2 separate regions of the Homo sapiens genome follow, and region 2 is linked to region 1. A link is an interaction called in ENCODE POLR2A ChIA-PET data of the cell type or tissue named here. Cell type or tissue: A673. All regions are shown on one strand. Each heading gives the region's core, and the rest is flanking DNA. Links, peaks and the distances in the headings are about the cores only.

Region 1 (6,125 bases), core at 767-5,766:
CAGAGTGAGAGCCTGTTTATAATACATATCTGCGTCTCATGTGGTTGAAGACAAACAGGTGTAGTCAGGTCAGTGATTATTGATGTAAAGAAGCATTTGGAAGTCATGGGGAAATATCAGTACATTTTACAAGTATACTAAATTCTGTGCCACCTACATAACTTTTTTTTTTTTACCAACAGAAATTAGAAAATTAAAACCTTGAGCACCAATGCCCAATAAAACAAAAATCTGTTGAAACTAAACACAACGACTTGTCTCAGTGCTTCTGCCGTAGAGAAGAAGATGAGAGAAAAGATTGGGAATGGCCCAGCACAGTGGCTTATGCTTGTAATCTCGGCACTTTGGGAGTCTGAGGCAGGAGGATCATTTGAGGTCAGGAGTTCAAGACCGGCCTGGCCAACATGGTGAAACCCCATCTCTACTAAAAATACAAAAATTAGCCTGGTGTGGTGGCGTATGCCTGTAATCCCAGCTACTTGGGAGGCTGAGGCAGGATCATTGCTTGAACCTGGGAGGCGGAGATTGCAGTGAGCCAAGATCACACCACTGCACTCCAGCCTGGGCAATAGAGTGAGACTCAGGCTCAGAAAAAAAAAAAAAAAAGATTAGGAAGAACAGAGGTGTTATCCCGAAGGTAAAGGAGCTAAGAAATATTTTCCCCAAGTAGTTGGTAAAAATAAGTAAACGAATTAAATATATAAATGACAGGGACACATTAGAGGGATACCTGGAGGCAAAGGAGAAAGATGGAGAGATAGGAATTGAGGATGGATATACTGACATTGAGTAGCAGAAATTGGAAAATGTGGAAAGAGGATAACATGTATGATCCCCGAGGTGACAGAAAGATGCAGTGGAGAAGAAATACTTAGCAGATATTTCATTCAGCATGATGGCCTTATGCTCAAAATGTCAGCTCAAAACAGCTTGTTGTATTTTGAAGTAGGAAAGGGTGTGATCTCGAAGATGAGAACGGAAACATAAGGGATGGCAGTACACAGTGGCGTTGTGAAAGTGCAGGAGGTTCACATGGTCTTTGTAAGGCAGATGAATACATAATCCAACTTCTATCGTTTTAGAAAAAAATTACTTACTACTTTCTAGTTTTGTAGTGGCCTCATTTCACTATCAATTTCTTGACGCCTTTTACAATTACAATCCAGGAAATTGAACAGAAAATTTAGCATTCATACTAGACTCTATTGGCCATTCTTGTTCCACCTTCTCCAAATGTAGCCCTGTATCTCTACTATTTTTAAATATATAAAACTGTTCCTAAATTTGTAATATTTAGAATTTTGGAACTTTAAAATAAAAAATAAGAAAAGGTATCCAAAATCTACTTTTTTTTACATACTATTAGCTTTTTAAAAAAATGGAGAAACAAGGCTCCAAGGTACATAAACATCACATCTAATGACATAAAATTTACCCTCAAATCCATGTGTTACTTATTACTATTCATCTAACAGTAATTGCAGAGTTAAAATTCATAACCTCTATGTATTTTTTTCCATTTGATCTATTAAGGCCATGTCCATTAAAAGTATAATATTAAATTAGTAATTCTTATACAAAATTGAATAACTCTGATCTTATTGGATGCACATAAGCTAATTTAAAAGGAATTTCTAGTGAAACAACTGGAAAGTATTTCTCTTTCCATCCTTGCCTCTCCCTTTCCTTTGAGTGTTGCTGTATCAGGCCACGGGCCTGATGCAGTCGATAATAAAATCTGCCAGTTTTTATTTCTGTGGAGGAAGAATTATCAATAGGAAGTAAGAGAAGAATATGAAAAATAGTGGCTCTTGTTGGGAAATTAGCTCATCATAGTTAAATTCAATAAAACAAAGTACTTATATAAGATGCTGAGTGTCTAAAAATAACCATACTCTTCAAAATTAGCCAATGAAAGAAAAATGCTTTTAATTGTTGCTGTTTGCAATTTTTGTGGCATTTTTATTGTTTTCTTCAAATTTTTTAGTGCCAGATATAAATATCTCCATACATGAGACTAACCATTTTCACTGTAAACAGAGAACAAAGAACTGAATGTTTGTTGTGAAAAGCGCAGTCTATGAGGTGAATGCCCTAAGGGGAATGCGGACTTAAGAGGGGCTCCGTAACACACTTTCCCACCAACTTGGAGATGCTAAAATGAGTTGGTGAAATTTCCAGCAGTCTCTTCTCCTTCGTACAGCTCAGAATCCTCTCATCAATATTTCTTCCCACTATTAGAGAAACAAATAAAACTCATCTCTGCTGGGATTAATTTGCTGCAGCCTGAAGCATTGAGCCTCTACTGGCAACCACTACTGAGCTGAATAAGCAGCATCCCCGCATCTGTTGACAATATGAAATTGTTGCGGCAGCCAATATTCATAAGAAATGGCCTCCAGAATCCAAAGAGAATACGCTAGTCCATAACTATCAGGGTCTGACCACTGAAAGAATAGCATGTAATTCCAGATTTTCTAAGCTATATTTAAATGAGGGCTTCTTTTCTCTTTGGATCAGAATGTGGAGAAATTGTGTAGACCCAATTTTACTTGAACAGACCTAGATACAGAGCTGGTTTGGGCTGAAAATGCCTGAAGTTATTTCCAGCTGGACATAGACCTGTCTTATGAAACTGTGACATAAATAGCTGCTCTTTAGCAGACTGGTCACTCCTATTATGGAGCACTATTGGAACTGAAATAGAAAAAAAAGCAGATAAAGGGTTAGATCTCCAACTGCCTAATGGTTCAAAGAGCAGCGGCCTGGTTGTGGCACCATTTAAATTTGCAATTTTCTTGACATTTTGCATTTTATTTTAAATGTAAAACAATTTTCTTTGTGTATGTTTGTAACAATTTGGGTGGCTTAACTGATTTACTCCTTTCTTTCAATTAGTGAGTCTGTGATTATTATTATTACCATGTTAATTTTTTTTTAACTTTGTGCCTTGTGGGGAGGACAAAAAGTTACCCTATTCAGTAAGTGACGATGGGTTCCTGCTTATTCATTAGCCTCATTTTCTAAGTTGAAAACCTTTTAATCTACAAAGTATATATTTCTTTCTGGTTATGAAATACAGCAACATTTCACTGCTCTTGTTTTGTGGACATATTTAATTGTTAACATCTTAAATAACTGTGTAGGAGTCAATCTTCTGATCCTAACTGGTAGGACTGGTAGGATTTACCACATATTAAATTACATGGTCTTTAAAGTTTAAAGTTTTAGCATGCTAATTTTATTGGAATTTAAGGTAAGAAAAGCAATCCTAATAAATGAGATGTGTTTTGACTTTTCTATATGAACTCAGTTTCATTAATTGAGCTTCTAGAATAAATAGACCCAAAATTACCATGGTGCTTTAATAGGTATTACAGGTTCTATTTTACATATTATGTAGGGTCATGTATACATTATATATCACTGTGGAGTAATGATTGTCTTTCATTTATTTTCTTTCAGACCAATTTAGAATTATTAATTTTTCTATTATTGGTATCAAATCTAGGAAACAATGGTCCCTACAGTGTTGCAGACTTTAGATACAAGTCTTCTGTAAAATGCTGTTTGAACTTATTTAAACCTAATTCATGTGATGCCAAGTTTATCCTAAGGCTTGTGCTGGGGCAGGCATGCACATCAAGGAAAAACAAGAGCCAGTTCCCAAAGGGAGTGCAGACAGCTAAATTCTGTGGGGTTAGTTAACGCTAGGAGTCAATGCGGAATCCAGAGGGATGCTTCCGACTACGTTTTTATTGTTCTTTTTTTTTTTCCCTGAAATGGTCAAAGGGGCATGTGCTTGAACATGTGAGCCAGCAAAGCGTCTGCGGTTCTAATCCCCTAATTAGGCTATCATACACAGATGGTATTTAGTTCTTTTTTTTTTTTAAATGAATGAAAGCATGTGGTAATGATGTTCATGAATTTTTATAAGATAAAAAATGCTACTTCAGTTTTGCTTATATTTGCCTAACCTCGTATATAGGTCAAGCCATGAGTGGAAATATGTGAAATTTAATATAAATAGATGATGTCATTATGTGCAGTCAGCTTGTAGGCATGATATATGTGTAGACATACACATGCTCCCTGTCACACATATATCAACTCAGATCCAGTATACACGATTTAAAATTTGAGTTATTTTGGTAGAGAAATGAGACTTTCTCATGTCTTCAACCCTGCGTGTAATATCATTGTGTTATAAATATCTGCATCCAGTTTTTAGTTATATGCTTTATTAATATTTATTAAGTCCAACTTAGCATAAATCAAAAAATTTGTTACACATACCATTTAGTTTAGTTTAAAATGTTTTAGGCAGAAGTATAGTAGAACACAGTGAATTAAGGAAAGAGCAGACAACTGCAGGAGCAAGACAGTGAACAAGTTCAAAGAGCAGCAACAACAAATACAGTGACTAATTTTTCCCCACGTTGAAAGGATAATATTGACACAAAATATCCAAGTATGCACTTTAAAATTTTGGTTTTTGTAATTGCACTATTTTATTTATTTATTTGTTTATTGTCATCTGCTAACTATATAGGGAAGTAGGTACTTTTTACCTAGACTGTAAAAGGTGATATTCAACTTTTGGTCTACAGAATCTCCTATGAGTTTCCTATTGCATTGTTTGTGGTTTTTGAAAATAAATGAGAGTTTTAGATAGATAAGTTGCTTCACATACTCTATTTAGCTTAAGTATGATACTGTTAACTTTTTTATGATTGAGACAGTAACTTGTCTATTTTATTTTGGCTGGTTATTTCCAAGGTAGTTAAAAATACAGGTGCCCATTATGCAGTTTTTTTTTTTTTTTTTTTTTTTTTGAGATGGGGTTTCACTCTTTTGCCCAGGCTGGAGTGAAGTGGTGTGATCTCGGCTCACTGCAATCTCTGTCCCCCAGTTCAAGCGATTCTCCTGCCTCAGCCTCACAAGTAGCTGGAATTACAGGCACCCACCACCATGCCCGACTAATTTTTGTATTTCTAGTAGAGACGGGGTTTGCCATGTTGGCCAGGCTGGTCTCAAACTCCTGACCTCAGGAGATCCACCCGTCTCAGCCTCCTAAAGTGCTAGGATTACAGGCGTGAGCCACTGCGCCTGGCTGCAGTATTTTAAAATTACACATCTCACAGCTTTTTAGTATCTTGCAAGGTCTGTGGCATTTAGACATTGGAGTTTTGCTGAGGTTTGGGTTTGAACTGGAAGGTGGGTTTGGGAGTAAATTGTTTTCATTGTGACAGCCTGGATTACTCAGCATTAGAGTATTGTTGGGTTCTTGGTATTTTAAACAAGAGCATTCCTAAAGTACTATCATTTTTAATTGAGAACGATGGCCCTCAAGCAAAAGAAATCCTTAGTGAAAATTGATAAGGTGATGGGAGGATATGCATAGGAAACGTCATCCAGCAGGTTCAAGAGGCTGTCGGAAGCCAGATGCCTGCACAAATATATGCTATAGTCCCAATTTGGAAATCCTAAATAAAATGCATTTTTAGTTGAAGTAGGTGTAAAACTTTCAATGTGGCACAAAATTCAAGAAGTGTGAGACAATTTTATACTAATGTTACCTTTTCTCAGCTCTTATTTTTCTCAGCTCCAATAGCACATATTGGAGGCTCCTCCATGAATATGTTACTTTTAATTGTTGAATAATATTTCATTGTATGAATGAAAAGCAGGAAGGCTTACCTTGTATTCAAAGACACTTTTTAACTCTGTTTACAGGGATACTTTAGGAATGGTCTGAGAGATACTAAAATTAAAAATCTAGTTAGAAGTGTGCAATAATGCTCACATTACTTTAAACTATTTTAAAAGTTAGACCTGTGCTATTTTTTAAAATATACCAGACTTATTTTTCTTAAGTATTTCTTAAGATATCTGAATATCTGTTTGATTTTTTTTCTTTTTGAAATTCAGCCTAAGCCAATGTACTATTTTTTTTTCATTCAATTAGATTTATTTTAGGGATGTTTTTATTCTTGTTGTTATTTCATATCAGAGAATTGTTCTAATGAATAGAACAGTGTTCACTGACTTTCTTTTGTTATTCCATTGTCCTTCCATTCTCTTTCACATGGAAATGTTAGTTTTACATCAGAATTTCTTGTTCT
Region 2 (6,125 bases), core at 335-5,334, 530 kb after region 1:
TTTTAATAGAGAATCTTTACAAATGCAAATTTTCCCCCACCAAGAACAGATTTGCAGGGCCATTTCAAGATACGGCAGAGAAATACATTTTGGGGTAAAATATTTTTATTTTCTTCCTTGTTTCCTAATGTTATGCAAGAGTAAATGACGATATATAGGGCTAAATAAAACCCATCTGATGAGAATTTATGGTTTGTAGGGCATGACTCCCCAGACCCCTTAGATAGGAATCTGGGCAAGATTAAAAAGGAAAATCAGAGCTTATTCCTCATAGGTTTTATGCCTGGCTTTGGGGAAAAGGAGTTCTGGTTTCCATGACCTTGGGAAAGAGGGATTCTACTTTTTACGGCTAGCCTCGAGGGGGAATGGGACTGAGAGAAGGAGTACGGGAGAAGATCAAAGAAAAACTTAACTTCTGAGGCTATTTCTGAGGTCTTCATTTTGAGGTATTGTTTCTAAGCCCCAAGAAGTTGTAGACAATAAAATAAATAGATAGGGTACTTATTGAATTGGTAGGGCAGAACAATGGAACTCAATCAGTGTCATTGATGCTATATGTTATTATCATTAGTGGTATGAGTAATCTTAACTAACATTCTAAAGTTTACAAGTGAATTACTTCTCTTTTGTCTATTGAAAATATTTTTAAAATTATTTTGGTGATATCTTTTTCACACTTTTCCATTCAGATATGCTTTTGTGAATCATAGGGAGAGTCCACACTATAGGAATCATGTATGTGTTTGTGTTGTGCCTGCAAAAATCAGCTGCTATGTAGGTCCCAGTCAATGAACTATAGAGACTAAGAGAAAACTTCCCTTTTGCATTCTGAAAATCTGCATCTGACAAAAGGCAGACTAATAAAAGGAAAAGCATACAAAATTTTATTTTAATGAGCATAGCATGGGAAAAATCGCTGGAAAAATGATTAACCAATAACCAAATGGGGTATAAAAGCTTAAATACTCTTTTTCATGGGAGCAGGGAAAGGTGGGGAAATAGATAATGATTTCAAGTGGCAGCAAATGATTATTCAGGAGAATGGATGAAAAGAGATTAACTTATAAGTAATTCTCCTTGTAATTTGAATGAATCCCAGATGCAAGCATTGTAATTTTGTTTAAAAAAAAAAAAAAGTCCCTCTAGGTATGGTTAGTATGGCTGGATTCCTCAGTCTTTTCTTCTGAGAAAGAAAATAAAATTTCAGGGAGGGAAGGAAGGAAATTGTGTTTATTTTGAAAAGAAGCTTTCTTGGTCAAAGAAGGAAATTCCAGAGAAAGAGAGAGTCTCTTTTTACAGTTGGGGGTGGGGAGAAACAAAATAAGGTTAGATGGACCTTGACTCTGAGAAGTGTCTAAGGACTCTCAGCCAAAGTGTCAGTCTCTGAGGTATCACTTTCTGAGCCCTAACAAAACTATAGGTTAAGAACAAGATGGAGGAACATTGACAAAGAAGGAGATAAGAATGGAAATTCTGACTGGTAAGTAAAACCCTCGAAAACAGTAATTTAATACACAAATCATTTGATACATACAATATATTTTATGTTCTACGTGAATAAACTCAGAAACCTGTGAAGAGTGCTGTAAATAATATATGTATTGAGCAGTTTATTTAATAAATGTAAATAATTCATATTTTTCCATTTAAAGGAAAAAAATATTCCCAGTGAAAAGTTTTAGTATTTTTACATTTTGACTTAGTGCTAAAAATGCGAAATGTGGTTTTTAAATATCATGTCTAGTTATGATCTGCTTCCAAGATTCTATGCCAGAATTTCAAACTGTGAGAAGATTTCGCAATGGAAACCTTTTCAAACAATTGAAATAAAGCTTTGCTCTTACTAGGAAACTGAGAGACTTGAGAACATCCCACCTATGAAGAGATGAGAGATAGAATAGGAAGAGTAACTGCAAAATGCTGGTACAGTCAGAGACCTCCTTAATAACAGTCTCCCGATTTCATTAGGTAGGGCACAAGAAACCTGTAAAGAGGAGTGAGATGGAGGAAAAATTTATAGAAACTTTTCTCTATGATTGGCTTGGCATAGTATAGAAAAAAATTTGAGAGGAAGTAATTCAAAGAAAGAAGGAAGTGGGGAGGAAGGAAGGAAGGGGAAAAGGAGCAAAAGAAAGGAAGGAAGGAAGGAAAGAAGGAAGGAAGGAAGGAAAGAAAAGAAAAAATATTAAAAAAATTAAAGAGCTTGCAACCTGTCAAGATGTGTCTAATGCATCGCTGTTTTCTAGTAAGTGTGTTATTAGTATTATATTCTTATTCATTTTCATTTGTGAATTCTGTATATATTTGTTTTTGAAAATTGGTTTATTAAGCTCTTACAAGCCCTTTAAAAGTGAAATAATTATTTTCTAGTGCTATTAGGGAATTTGTTGAGCCTCTGTTTAAAATATTTTAAATACATTTTGCTTTAAACATAGAAAATAAGGCTTACAAATACAATGTTGTTGGGGTCCAGAACCACGCTACCCTGAAATATGGCATTGAGAAAAACAGTAGAAGCCGGAAGGTCACTCTGATATTCCCAGACCCTTTTCCCCTGAAATAGGCCATAAAAGAATTCCCTGTTCTTCCTTTAAAGTAGGTTATAAGGCCTTCATTTGGGAAATGCTCACCCTACGCCTGGAAGAAAAATATATCCTTATCTCTGAAGGCAAAGAAAGATAGAAACGAGTCTGAGCAAACAGGCCTCACCAAGTTCGTTCCCTCTGTTTATTATTAATAGATTATACCCCCTTTTTCCAGTCATACTTGTCCACAGCTATCTACTTCTTTATCTAACTTAGCAAAAAAAAACAAAAAAAAACAAAACAAAACAGGTTTCCCTATTTCTTTGGGTCTTTATTTATGAAGACTGTGTGTCACATAAAACTTAATTTGTTAGCAAAAAACTTATATTGAGGAAGTTTCTAGGCTTTTCTCTTGTTAGTCTGTCTTTTGTTATAGGTATCTTAGCCATGAACCTAGTGATGGGTGAGAAAAAAAAATTTTTTTCTCCCCTACAATGTCAAACAGAAGATCAATTAAAATTGTAATGACTTCACTCTTCGGCATTGGTGACATTGTTTAATGGTATTTTTAGTTTTTTTTTTCCAATAGGATTTGCCTAATAGAGTCTTAATGTGTTTCCAGATTTGTTTATCTGCAGCAAATCCAAGTTGAACCAAATGCTTCCTTTGTTTCTTTTCAGATACCCTGACATATACTTATAATTTTATAAGTCTTAGGCTGGCAAAACTCTGTGAGTACCAGGTATTAGCCTTGGGGGAAGGAAAAAAAAAGCCCGATTAGTACAACATGATTTTACTCTCTGGTCTCCTACACTTTCATTTTGAGATGAGAAAAGGAGGGTGAAACCATGTTGATGCTGTTTTGATTAAGTTAAAGTCAAATAACCCCAAATATACCTCTTGAGGAAAAATGTATTAAGTTGACAAGTTCCAGCTGTTATGTATTCTAATCAAATAGTACCAGAAACAATCACAGCATAAAGTTGAGGTAAACAGACAAGGCACAGTGAGGTTTCATAAAAGAGCCAAGTCAGCAAAGAGTGGTTCAGAATTTGATGATTGCAAAGAAAGAATTAGAAAATAATTGAATCTCTAAAGCATCTGTATTGCTTTAGTTGAGTTACTGAAGAGAGAGAGAGAAAGAGTGTGTGTGTGTGTGTGTTGTATGTGTATGTGTATAAGTTTGCACGCGTGGTTTTAATTTTGGATGACCATGTACTATAAAAAAAAGATAACTAACAATTGTATATCATTCGGTTCTTCAGAGTTTATAGTTTAATGTGTTTAAAACAGTTCAAGTGTATAAATTCAGTCATGTTTAGCATTAGTAATTATAAATGGGGATGGGGATACACAATAGCAAACAAAATTAAGCAAATATTTTTTTCCCCTTTGGAGACTGAAATAGTTGTGAGACCTGTGGGAAAATCAGCAAAAGATTAGAACCATTACTCTCTGTCATTGAGAGGCCTATGTACACCTGTGGTTGGAAAAGGTCAGTTTCCCCAGAGGGAAGTCATTTGTCCACTTCTACACTAACTGGTCTTCTAGCAAGTGATGGAAGTCCTTTGAAATTAAGTACAATTTCAAAGAATTGGCAAAACCTGAAATCAATGCCTGAACATGAGCAATCAACAGTTCAAAAGCCTGGAGCTAGATTGAAGCTATTCAGAAACCAAACCACTCAAGTGAAGAAGAGAAAGAAAAATAAACTTTCTGTGGATCATAAATGCCCAGCTGAGAGTTTTTTAGTTTTAAGGATTCTTCTTTGTAAAGAGAAATGACCTCAAAATATTAAACGATTTGGAGTAGTTTGGGCAGGGACATTTATTCTTTCCATAGCATGCTTGTGCCAACTCACATGCCCAAGTGGCCAGATGTGACTGGAAGTGGTTCCATGTGTCTAAATGGCAGCACTTGCAGGCACAAGTCAATGATTGGATTAATGGCTCTTGGCATCACGTCATCTAATCCAATTGAATGGGTGTCCTTGTCCTGTTGTGAAAAGAAGTAAGACCTGTCTTATTATTTCACTCGTTGGGGTGTCTTTCCATGAATCTAAAACACAAATTGTCTGTTCTCATCAACTGCCATTTTCTAAAAAAAATTTAGCTAATATTTAATTCAAGGTAAGTTGACCTACATATATATTTATTTTTTCAGATTTAGGAACTATTTTATGATACATTAGTTAATTTTTAACATTTATTAAGAGTGTTCAACATCCTAAAAATTTTGCTGATCTTAGATACTAAGTTGTCTCTTATAACAAAATTATTTTAGAGGAAACAAATCAAATATTACATTGTTACTCTTAGAAATAACTAACAAATTACTAATTTTCACACCAATTTTCTGGGGGGGGAAGGAGTTTAATTTGGAAAAACAGTGCAATTTTTCAGGCTTGTTAGCGACAATAAATTTTTCATATAAAATACTTTGTATAGTATAATTAGGAAATCAGACAAAAATATTTGGGCCACTTTTATCTTTTTTCTCTTTTAGCATATATCTATAACTACACTAAATATATATATTTATGTAGATAAATAGTCTTTAAGAATGTTACTGATTGAAAAATAATTCTCATTACAAATGTTGTGCCTATATACGCTCATTTGATAATTAAAGAAAATATGACACAAGTTGTTCCTTGCCTGAATTTCCTAATAATGTCATTGACTGAATAATAATGAATATTGGACTCTCTGTCTTTTCATTTATGAGCATATTGTCTGTGGGAGATCATGCTCTAGTGACAGACTGTTAATTTGTTTTTTCAGCTTGGTGTTCAGTGACACATTCTAAAGAGTCAAAGTACTTTTATAATCAGAGTACCTCATTACTAAGAAGGTTGTTTTAACTAATTTCATCCACTTATTCTATTTTTGTGAATCTTCATACTTGGGCTTCCTCACAATTATAGACATTTCTAGTTATTATAACGTTTCTTCTGGATTTTGCTAGCACCAGGAAATCACCTATATTCTATGAAAACAGCTGGACACTTTTGACATGCTTTTGAACATTTCTTGTCTTTCCTCATTTTTAGCGGAATGTTTATCCTTTCCTGAAAATGATTAGGAGTTGATTGTGCACAGCATCCTCACCGCCAAATGTGTCCTTCGCATTTTGTGCAATTACAAGTACATGAATGTATACAAAAAAATTAGTGCTTATAAGCATTACGACAGCAAGTGTGCAGCTCATACTTTGTAAAGTCTTTCTGTATCTGATTAAAATACATCAACGCTATTCTAATCAGCTTTGGAAAGTTTCAAAGATACTTCATAAGGTCAAAATTTTGTGGTTGCTTTCTCAAAAAAGGATAAAAAGTCTCCCTTTTGCTCACCCTGTGTATGAAGGAAATGTCATTATAAAAACTTCATTAATATGTAAATTGCAACATTTTGATTAGCACTTGCAGACCCCTTTTGTTAAGAAACAAGACGGAAGGAGCTAACCAGATTGCAATAATTTACATAATAAAAACTCAGTGGTGGCAATGCCACCAAGTAGAGAACCTAAAGAAACCTAGGATGTCTTTTTTAAACAGATTAATAAAGTATTGGAATCACAAAGTACAAAAGGAAAGAAAAT

Evidence for each region. Peaks named below come from ENCODE experiments on the same cell type or tissue, not always from the same donor. Only the 100,000 strongest peaks of a DNase experiment are listed, where the experiment ranks them.
Region 2: POLR2A ChIA-PET joins it to region 1 with 11 read pairs; 1 of 35 experiments calls an interaction of 5 or more read pairs at or near these places.

The regions. Positions count from the first base shown.
Region 1 is chr3:78,877,294-78,883,418 of GRCh38, reverse strand. All of the region lies in intron 4 of ROBO1 (roundabout guidance receptor 1), which reads left to right. Among named protein-coding and RNA genes, the nearest start is that of MIR3923, 630 kb to the left of the region's middle. In A673, for the core only: no CTCF peak of the experiment used is centred there; a DNase peak (open chromatin) is centred at 3,768; H3K4me3 peaks cover 545 bases.
Region 2 is chr3:78,347,201-78,353,325 of GRCh38, reverse strand. No RefSeq gene overlaps it. Among named protein-coding and RNA genes, the nearest start is that of LINC02077, 300 kb to the right of the region's middle. RefSeq lists an enhancer at 1-73. In A673, for the core only: no CTCF peak of the experiment used is centred there; a DNase peak (open chromatin) is centred at 4,465; H3K4me3 peaks cover 141 bases; H3K27ac peaks cover 840 bases.